2 separate regions of the Homo sapiens genome follow, and region 1 is linked to region 2. Evidence: read pairs that join two places in POLR2A ChIA-PET (ENCODE). Cell type or tissue: A673. All regions are shown on one strand. Links, peaks and the distances in the headings refer to the core of each region. The heading gives the core; the rest is flanking DNA. Region 1 overlaps KIAA1217. Region 2 has its middle 200 kb from the start of KIAA1217.

Region 1 (5,384 bases), core at 116-5,115, 310 kb after region 2:
CGCTCAGTGTGTGGTCTTTTTATTTTTAGTAATAGTGTTGGAAAAAATCAGGTTATGTTTACGCTGAGTGTGTGGGGGGCGCTGGTGAGATTGTGTAGTCTAGAAAAGGCTAGAATTATAAATTATTATAAACGTTGGCCATGTGGGGAAATTCTTATACCAAAAATACTGCAATGTATGTCAGCCTATAGATTTTCATGTAGTTTCTTGTCCAAAACTGTATATGAGAGCAGAAATGATTGATTATGTTATGTTCAATGTATACCTAATATCTAGTGCTGATACATAAATAAACCCATCATTTGTGACAAGGGTCTTTTGTCCGCATTTAATTTTATTTTGTTACTTTTTATTTATTTATTTATTTTTCAGCCAGGGTCCTGCTATGTCGCCCAGGCTGGTCTCAAATTTCCGGACTCAAGCGATTCCCCCACCTCAGCCTCCTGAGTAGCTGGGACTGGAGGTGTGCACCACCACACCCAGCTTAATTTTATTTTTATGGCCAAATATGACACAGGTGAAAGCCATTACCCAGACCTTCAAAGGAGTGTCACGATGGGGTTGGCAATGAGGACAAGGGGTGATGAGGAAAATACATTGCTGGAAATCAAGTTGATAATAGGTTTGGTGGAAGATCTAAGAAATGTAGTGTGGAACCTCTGAGGTAGGGAAACTGGGAATTCTTTTCTTTAGAATATACATGTATATTGGCATGTATGTAGAATATGCATGTCTGGAACTCCAGAATACAATCTGGGCTGCAGCCATCAGTGTACAGGTTAAAGGTTCTTAGGCTTTCTCTGTTCACGGCATTCCTGTAGACTAAAAGAAACAGCTAACAGCTCCGTTTATTAAGTAGTAAAGCCCAAACAACTTAGTAATTATTTATGACCTAACAATTTAGTGGCCAATTGAAAATACAATCACATCAATTCAAAAGAAAAGATGTATTTTTTCATTTTTAGGTGATGGCTGGTTTTATGCATCAACGTGCGTAGGGCATGGGGCCTAGATATTTGGTCAAACCCCTGACTGGGTATTGCTGTGAAGGTTTGTTTTTTAGATGAGATTAACATTTAAATAGGTAAGTTTTCTGGGTGCAGTGGCTCATGCCTGCAATCCCAGCACTTTGGGAAGCGGAGGCAGGAAGATCACTTGAGGCTAGGAGTTTGAGACCACCCTGGGCAATATAGCAGAACCTGTCTCTAAATAATTAGATAGATAATTAGATAGAGATAGATTAGATTAGAGAGGTAGGTAGGTAGGTAGATGATAGATAGATGGATAGATAGATAGATGGATAGATGGATGTATAGATAGATGAATAGGTAGGTAGATAGATAGATAGACAGATAGACAGACAGACAGACTGATTGAGTAAAGCAGATTATCTTCTATACTGTGGAAGGCCTCATTCAATAAGTTGAAGGCCACAAGAGAAAACAGACTGAAACAGGCTGAGGTTTCCTTGAGGAGGAGGGAATTCTGCCTCTAGACTGTCCTTGAACTTGAGCTGCAGCATCAACTCTACCTTAGGTCTCCATCCTGCTGACCTTCCCAGCAGATTGTGGATTTGCCATCCCCCACAATCATGTTAGTCAGTTCCTTAAAATCATCACTCTCTCTCTTTCTGGTTTTCTCTTGAATACACACGTATACGCACACCTCCCCCTCTCTTATCTGGAGAACTCCGCCTTCTACAATTACCAGTGGGATGTGTGCACCTGTTGGGCACCGCACAACTCCCCTGACCTTGGAATCAGATTGGACAACATTTCCTATTCCGCTTTGATTTTTCTGCAGTACTGGCATTTTAATCCCAGCAACCTCTGAAAACCTCATGTTGCAAAAATGACATCAACAAGAAGAATGCTTATGATCTAATGTTGAAACTGTGAACTACCTGAAGTGAATCATTAGCCCAGTGTGTAACAAGTATTGCTGTGTTTCCCTCAAAAAGTTAAAATATCCCTCAGTGCCTCTGTGAGTTCGCTGTGGCATCCCATCCAGGACACCTGGGTGCACGGTTTGGGAGCTGCAGGTAGAGTGGCAGCAGTAGTCATGGGAGTGGATGAGTTCAGGTGGAGGGCACAGGAGGTGGAGACAGCAGAGAAGAGCTTCACAGAGAACATCTAGGAGGGACAGCTGAAGAAGCGCTTTGGGGCCGGGCGTGGTGGCTCACGCCTGTAATCCCAACACTTTGGGAGGCCGAGGCGGGCAGATCACCTGAGGTCAGGAGTTCGAGACCAGTGTGGCCAACATGGCGAAACACCGTCTCTACTAAAAATACAAAAATTAGCTAGGTGTGGTGGTGCATGTCTAATCCCAGCTACTCAGGAGGCTGAGGCATGAGAATCCCTTGAACCCAGGAGGCAGAGGTTGCAGTGAGCTGAAATCATGCCACTACACTCCAGCCTGGGTGACAGAGCGAGACGTTGTCTCAAAAAAAAAAAAAAAAAAAAAAAAAAAAAAGGCAGGGGATGGCTTTGGAAAGGAGATTCTAAAGGGAGACTAGAGACACAGGGAAAAATTGATGTACTGTCTGTGAACAGCAAGGAAAATATGATTACACCTAAGAGATGAAATTGGCATAGGCGAGAAGTCAGAAAAATAATCTATACAGCTTGCATGGTTGGGGAGTTAGGAGAGGCCAAGGCCACGTGCACGTAGAGCAAGAGGTAGAAGAGGCCCGGGGGCTAGAGCGCACCCTGGTGGATAGTGTGAGAATTTCACACTGGCTCAAGCCTTGAAGACCACCCCAGGGGTGCGCCTTAGCAACGCACTTATGCAAGACCCCAACAACTGGCCCTTGAAAGGAGCTTTTCACTGGTGGGGTGTGGCCCTGCTTGTATTCAGAACCATAGTTTTAACAAGCCAGCATTAAATCCACAAGTCTTTGCCAAAGCACTTTAAGCCTCTTGACATTTATTGGAATTAATTTACCTGCAAGGAAGTTCATATATCTAGCTTTGTTAACCCTACATTCGGGAAAATGTTTCCATGAGATAACTAAAACCCGCATGAATGATACAATACTGTGACAAAACCCAAAGGTGGCATAATTAGCATATAAAACTCCCAAATTTTTTTTGCAATTACCATCGTCTAGTAACTGGTTGTTTCATTAGGTAAAAGTGGATGGAATCAGTGGAATTATATGTATGATATGAAATGCTCTTTGGCATCTATTAAATTTTTATTTTGAAGAAAAAATAAAGGACAAGGAAAGCATCCTATTCCAAGACTCCAAGGAGATTATATTTTTAATTCCACACCACAGAAAATGCAAACAAATTTCTAATTACACTTCATGCATGGAGATCTGTAGAGGAAAAATAAATTGGTACCCATCCACCCAAAAGCCACAAATCAGACATAGAATGGCTAATCACAAATATAACTTGTGTGCCTGATGCTGATTACTTTCTCCGCAGTCTGTTGTGAACAATTAAGAATTTAGATCTTGGGCTGGGAGTGCTGTTTTTAAAGTGTGACTCAAAAGCATAAAGTTCATTTAAATTTCTCCTAATCCTGGTTTGCAATTTCTATTCCTTTTTGGTTAGAGTATTATTTATCTTCAGGAGGCCCCTATTATACTATAAATATTGCCTTGGGGCAGTGTTCATAGCACCACAGCACCTATCTATCCATTTATCAGAATAATCAGCACTTCCTGTTGGCTGAGAAAACACTGTCATTTTTACTGTTTAAAAACAGAACAGCTTTCAGTAGCAATTGCCATTAATTGATTTCATGGCAGGAAGACGGAAAATTCTCCATTTTTTCATTCTCATAAGTCACCTAAGAACATCTTAAAAGCTACAGAGAGGCCGGGCTCAGTGGCTCATACTTGTAATCCCAGCACTTTGGGAGGCTGAGGCGGGCGGATCACGAGGTCGGGAGATCGAGACCATCCTGGCTAACACAGTGAAACCCTGTCTCTACTAAAAATACAAAACCAAAATTAGCCGGGTGTGGTGGCAGGTGCCTGTAGTCCCAGCTACTTGGGAAGCTGAGGCAGGAGAATGGCGTGAACCCAGGAGGTGGAGCTTGCAGTGAGCTGAGATCACACCACTGCACTCCAGCCTGGGCAACAGAGCGAGACTCCATCTCAAAAAAAAAACAAAAAAAATGCTACAGAGAAAGGGGACAGCTGCCATGGAAAACAGTGGGGCGGTTCCTCAGAAAAAAATAAAAATAGAATTATCATATAACCCTGCAATTTCACTTCTCTGTACCCAAAATAATTGAAAGCAGGAACTTGAGATATTTGTACATCCACGTTCATAGCAGCATTATTCACAATTGCCAAGGGATAGGCTCGGCACAGTGGCTTATGCCTGTAATCCCAGCACTATGAGAGGCTAAGGTGGGCATAATGGATCACGTGAGGTCAAGAGTTCGAGACCAGCCTGACCAACATACCAAAACCCCATCTCTACTAAAAATACAAAACTTAACTGGGCGTAGTGGTGCATGCCTGTAATCCCAGCTACTCAGGAGGCGGGAGAATTGCTTGAACCCAGGAGGCAGAGGTTGCAGTGAGCCAAGATCGCGCCACTGCACTCCAGCCTGGGTAACAGAGAGCAAGGCTTCATCTCAAAGGAAAAAAAAGGAGCCAAAGGATGGACACAACCCAGGAAGAATGGATAAAATGTGAAGGAAATTCTGACACATGCTACAAAATGGATGAACCTTGAGGACATTATGCTCAGTGAACTAAGCCAGTCACCAAAAAGACAAATAGTATAGGATTCCACTTGTATGAAGTACTTAGGGTAGTCGAATTCAGAGACAGAAAGTAGAATGGTGATTGCCAGGGGCTGGGAGAGGGGAGATGGGGATTTACTGTTCAATGGGTGTGCAGTTTCAGTTTTGCAAGGTGAAAAGTGTTCTGGAGATGGGTGGTGGTGATGATCACATAACAACATGAAAATACTTAGTGCCACTGAACCGGACGCTCAAAAATGGCTAGGTTGGTACATTTTGTGGTGTATTTTACTGACATTTTATTTTATTTTATTTTATTTTTTGAGACAGGGTCTCGCTCTGTCACCCAGGCTGGAGTGCGGTGGCCCGATCTCGGCTCACTGCAATCTCCACCTCCCAGGTTCACGCGATTCTCCCACCTCAGCCTCCTGAGTAGCTGGGATCACAGGTGCATGCTATCACACCTGACTAATTATTATTATTATCATTTGGCAGAGATGGTGTTTTACCATGTTGGCCAGGCTGGTCTTGAATTCCTGACCTCTAGTGATCCACCCGCCTCAGCCTCCCAAAGTGCTGGGATTACAGGTGTGAGCCACCATGTCTGGCCTGAAATTTATTTTTAAAAAAGCAAATCTACAGAGGAGTGGGCTCCACCATAGAAATTCAGTTCC
Region 2 (5,384 bases), core at 110-5,109:
TGGCCTCTCTTCATTTCCTTCCGCCCCCAACTACCTAAGCCAACTCTTATTTTCATGGTTGACTTAGTCGAATGTGTTTACTTTCCTTTATAGCGTCCAACTAATGTTTTGGGGAAAATACTGGAAAACTGAAGTTAACTTGAACTCTAACTTTGGATAACTATAAAGCCCTGTGTGTAATTACAAAGCATCCTGAGCCAGGCTGTATATCATAGAGGTATTTTATTCTTCAGTTTTTTCTGCTTTTTTTTTTTTTGCTATCCACTTGAGTTTTAATTACTCAGCAGTTCTGCAGTGGGAACAATTCCATTATGACTTGTATTTTACAGACGGAGATCCTGGGGTCCTAAATTTGTGGCCGATTGCACTGTGTCCTGGAGACGGAGTGGAACCACAGCCCAGAGCCCCTGGGAATCATCCCTGAAAGACTGCATTACTTCTCCATGGAGTCTTCCTCCTCCTGCTTATTTTCTTTTTGGGTAAGGTCTATCTTTTTATTAAATCATAAAATGAGCATCCATCATCTTGACAGTGAGTGAATTATGAGCTGTAGGCCTATCTATAAAACTTGGCTTCTGTTCATTCCCTCTCTGAGCTCAGTGGAACAAAATGTCCAAATTGAACCCTGCAATCTTCCCACAGGTATTTGTTCTGATATGTAGCTGCTTTATTTTTCAGTCATTCTTCCTTTGGTGTTGCGGACAGGGTTAGCACATATGTGTTATTTTTCAGACCATGTATTAGATCCATTTATATGCCTGTCTTTGTGTTCAGACTCTGGCTCAAAGCCATGATAATGACTAAAGAATACGAAAATGCTCAGAGAACATGAACTTTTTGGCAAAGGATAGAGGGAACGGTGTAGATACCTGATGACTGCCTGTGTCTATGGAGGGAATAGAATGAATCAGAAATAAGAGTTGTTTTTGGGTCAGTCCAATTATATGATCTTGATCAAAGTCAGGATCCCATAAAAGAGCAAAATTAATTTTCCAGTTTCATTGAGATCCCTTTGCTTTCCCCAAATCAGCCTACATGAGTGGCCTTGAGTGTCTGGAATGGTGAGATGACCAATTAATCCCCAACTTTAGCATATTCATTCAGCCTAAATTCTGTTCATAAATCCACCAGTTCAATATTTTATGCTAATAAAAACTATTAACGTTTTTCATTTTCTCCCATTACAAAGTTTTCATACAGCCCTCAACATTCTGCCTGCAAGATGTAAAATTTTGGTATTTAATCCATAGGAAGGTAGGAAATTAGATAGATAGATAGATAGATAGATAGATAGATAGATAGATAGATAGATTATTTATCTTGTCTCAATACCGTCTTCATTCAACTTGGTGTTTGGTTTAGTGAGCTGTATAAATCAGCACTCAGCCACATCACAGAGGGATAGAAGGGCCTTCGACATCATGGTCAGAGAATCATTGTCAGGAAGCATTAAACTTAGCTTCCTCAATGTCAGAATGTTTGCACCAGCTCTGACACAGGAAGTTCGCTTAATGATGGCAAAAGTTCCCTGAGTGACGGTAGAAAGTTTGCAAAATAGCTTCTGAATTCAAGCAACCAAAGAGGCTGTATCCCCTCCTTCTGTAAAGTGATATTGTTGGTAGAAAACCACCAGATGAAGGAGGGCATGCGGGTGCTGGATTTTGTGCAGCTAGAAAGCTGGTAGGTAGGTCCTGTTTAGTCTGTGCCAGAAGCCAAGCAAGCTTCAGAAAGGGAGTTCAGGAGTCCTCTCAGCTCCCGGTGATTTACCCTGACTTCCCTTTGTAAGCATATGGATTCTATTTTCTGCTGTCTCTATAAATACTGTTGTGACTGTCTCTGCCAAACCAGCTACCTTTCTCACCCCAGGGAGAAGCCAGGGATCAGACATTCCTACGCTACCGCCCCATTAGATGCTGCCGTAACACGAGGGAGCAGACCTGGCAGTCAATATGATGTGTGTATTTGAATCTTTAAAGAGCTAGGCTAAACTTAGAGTCAGCAGACTACCATAAATAACCTGTGTTCCTCTCTCTTTGTGTGGTTTGCCCTGGAATGCCTTGCGCTTTAGCGTTGTACAAGCAGCAAGAGATCAAAGAGTCAACCTTTTATGGATGCATAGTTCATTACAAAGTCATCCGTGGGAGGAGACCCTGGCAAAAGCACTAATCATTCTCTCTTGTGACTGTTTTGTTGCCTGAATTGGGATTGGAGGGCACTAAAAGAACTTGCAACCACTTTAAATAATTTTAAAGAATAAAATAAAGCTGGAAATTCACTTTTAAAGGAGGGTTAAAACTTAACTGGCATCTTTTTTGGGTATAGAATGTGGTAGGAGGAAAGAGGAAGTAAAGGAATTGGCCCATTATCACATGGAATGTGGTTGGAGAAGAATAATAGAAGGCAGAACAGAATCCTGTGTAATTTACTTACCCTTGGGTAAGCGTTAGAGAGAGCCTTTGATAAGCAGAGCAGAACATCGACAGGGATTTTTTTTTTTAAAGCCCAAACTAGATAATGTATTTGAAAAACAGGCTTTGAACTAGTTTGCTAGAATATAAAGAATAAATGTGTTTCAAATTATAGCACTAATGATGTTGCAAACCCAGGATTATGGATAATCACAATGCTACAAAACAATAGCTACTATTTATTTGATGTCTGCTGCATGTCACATGCTGTGCAGTGTATGTGATATCTTTTCATCTCACAACCATGCATGGGGTTGACCTGTTGGTTATCCCCACTTACACACAGGGAAATAGGACCCTGCAAAGTTGAAATGCTTAGCTCAAGGTCACACAGTCACTAAGTGGTAAGCCCAGGATTTGAACCGAGCTCTGGAAGGAAGTGGAAATGACTACCTCTTAGCCTGTAGTTAATATTTCTGGCTCTTGACACTTGTTCTAGTCTCTGCTGCAGGAGTTGTTGGAACTCTTTTGCTTTCTGAGCTTGGGAGATTCGCTCTCAAAGACTTACTCTGTGATTAAGACTTACTCTGTCTGAGCTGAATGTGTGTATCTGTATGGGGGCTCTGTCCTTGTGGTTGTCCATAGGCAGTCAGAATTAATTACTCATAAAACATTGCATAGATAAGACTTTTGATCTGGCATTTTGGAAGTTAGGGGTTGGATATCTTATAAAAGAATGTCTGTTGCATACTTGATCAATTACAGTGATAGCTAAAGAAACATTTTCTCAAATGTATTATTTTAACAGGAATCATGTTCTAGCTTCCCATCCTTTAGCTTACTTTAAGTTTCAGAAAACCTGGACTGTATGAACGCTTTTTAAAAAAAATGACAGGGTAAAATGCAAAAAAAAAAAGTCAATGATTACAGTCAATAAAGTCTCAATGGCTCTGTATCCCTGAGATCTTTTGTTCTTGTCACAGATAAAAACTGCATCACAGAAATGCCACAAGATCAAATGATTAAGATGATTGGAAAACTACAATGCTCTATAAATATTACTTTCTTTCTGTTCTTCTCAGTGATACTACCTTTGTTCAACCCATCTCTTCCTGCTGTTTTAAAATAAAAAGTTTTTTGAAAGTCAGAAATAAAAGCAAATAACTGATCGATCCTTTTTTTTTTTTACCAATTTCATAGCAATTGAAAACATCATCCAAAATACTGTAGATCTTCCCCCCCTTCAAGTTTTCTTGAAAGATTTCACACGTGCAGTGTAAGAAATTGTGAGTCAGCCTTCTCCAATCCTGACTTTAAGAGTTGCAAAAATCATCTGCCAGGGATCACATATGTTCTCGGTTCCATGAGAGGAAGAAAACACATTTGCTGGAAAAAAAAAAAAAAGGGAACTTTAAAACCAGTGGAGTTAGAATAAATACACTTGCATTCTGCTAACTTCTTTTCCTTTCCAGGGCCTGAAGGCTTTTCTGGCCCTGGACAGGAAGCAAGGCATCTGTCACCCCAAATACTGCCTCTCCGGGATGGGGGTTCCAGCTGGTCATGGAAGGGAAGCAAAGGAAGTGCAGAATGACCAAAAGATGGGATTAGGATGCAGAAATAATAAATCTACAGCAACTACTTTTTGAAGCCAAGACATCCAACAGCTATAAGTCCAATCTCTCCTTAAGACCTCACAACACTCCAATATGATTGGTAATAAACTTCAGTCTGCAGTTGAGACATGACTTTTAGCAGACTAAGGCACTTGGCTAAGGTCACATAGCTAGTGAGCCAGGTAGGGAAGAATACCAGAGCCTGTGAGTGTAGTATTTCATGAGTAGCATTACCTATGGAACCTCCAGAACATTGGATAGGTATTTCCATCTAAGAAATTGTCTTCAGCCTGGTGCAGTGGCTCACACCTATAGTCCCAACATTTTGGGAGGCTGAGGCAGGAGGATCTCTTGAGGCCAGGAGTTTGAGACTTGCCTGGACAACATAGCGAGACCCCATCTTTACAAAAAAATTTAATAATTTACCAGACGTTGTGATGCCTACCTGTAGTCCCAGCTACTCAGGAGGCTGAGGTGGGAGGATCACTTGGGCCTAGGAGTTTGAGGTTGCAGTGAGCTGTGATCATGCCACTGCATTCCAGCCTGGGTGACAGAGTGAGATCTTGTCTTAAAATTAAATAAATAAAATTGTCTTTTTAAAAAAAAGCAGAGAAAGAGTCTCCTAACATCCTAAAGCAACAGCTTACTGGCAAGTACTAGTGCCTCCATGTTAACATTGCAGAAACCAGATTCAAACAAGTTGTGAGTTTCTCTTGAAGCAAAAGAAATCAATTACAGGGAAAATGGAACTCTCAACTTAACACTCAACTTAAGAAATTTAAAAGTCATTTCATGATGCTTTGCCCTTCTTCACCTCTCACTGAAACAGTTCTGTTCTTCAGTAATTGGTGTTGGGTTGTTCCCGTGGGTTGACAGTCAGCATGTTTTTATTTATTAAATGGTGTAAGTAAAAATTGATGTGGTGGAACAATCATGGCAGTCTCTGCCACAGAACAAAGGCTTTTTCCAAACCAGCATTTCCCCCATAACATCTGTGAAGATGTTTCATGTGGATTTTCCTTCCCCAATATCCAATGGCATTATTTCATGTTCAGATGGAAATGACAGTGACATTTCATTTGACCAAGGAAAAATAAAAGGAAAGAAAGAAACATTTCTACATTTAACAGAACCCAAAGGCAATTTGAAAAACACTTTGGAAGCTTATTTCCATTTTACGATCTAAAGCAGACCTAAGGTGTATCTGTAGACAGGTGGTGCTGGTTGCAGTTCTGCTGTGAGCCTTTATGAAAAGGATTATGTTGACTTTCTGAGAATATTTCAGGACTCAGCATCTCAAAGGACTCCAAAATGGTGGTTTTAAACTCCCATTGAAATGGGTCACAATATAAATCCTAAAGAG

The links. ChIA-PET counts read pairs that join two places held together with the same protein. Peaks named below come from ENCODE experiments on the same cell type or tissue, not always from the same donor. Only the 100,000 strongest peaks of a DNase experiment are listed, where the experiment ranks them.
Region 1: POLR2A ChIA-PET joins it to region 2 with 12 read pairs; 1 of 35 experiments calls an interaction of 5 or more read pairs at or near these places.

Annotation. Positions count from the first base shown.
Region 1 is chr10:24,316,934-24,322,317 of GRCh38, forward strand. All of the region lies in intron 2 of KIAA1217, which reads left to right. Among named protein-coding and RNA genes, the nearest start is that of MIR603, 44 kb to the left of the region's middle. In A673, for the core only: CTCF peaks have their summits at 2,721 (motif pointing left) and 2,921; DNase peaks (open chromatin) are centred at 2,698 and 3,628; H3K27ac peaks cover 951 bases.
Region 2 is chr10:24,006,896-24,012,279 of GRCh38, forward strand. It overlaps a transcript of KIAA1217 not described here. Among named protein-coding and RNA genes, the nearest start is that of KIAA1217, 200 kb to the right of the region's middle. In A673, for the core only: no CTCF peak of the experiment used is centred there; no DNase peak of the experiment used is centred there; H3K27ac peaks cover 623 bases.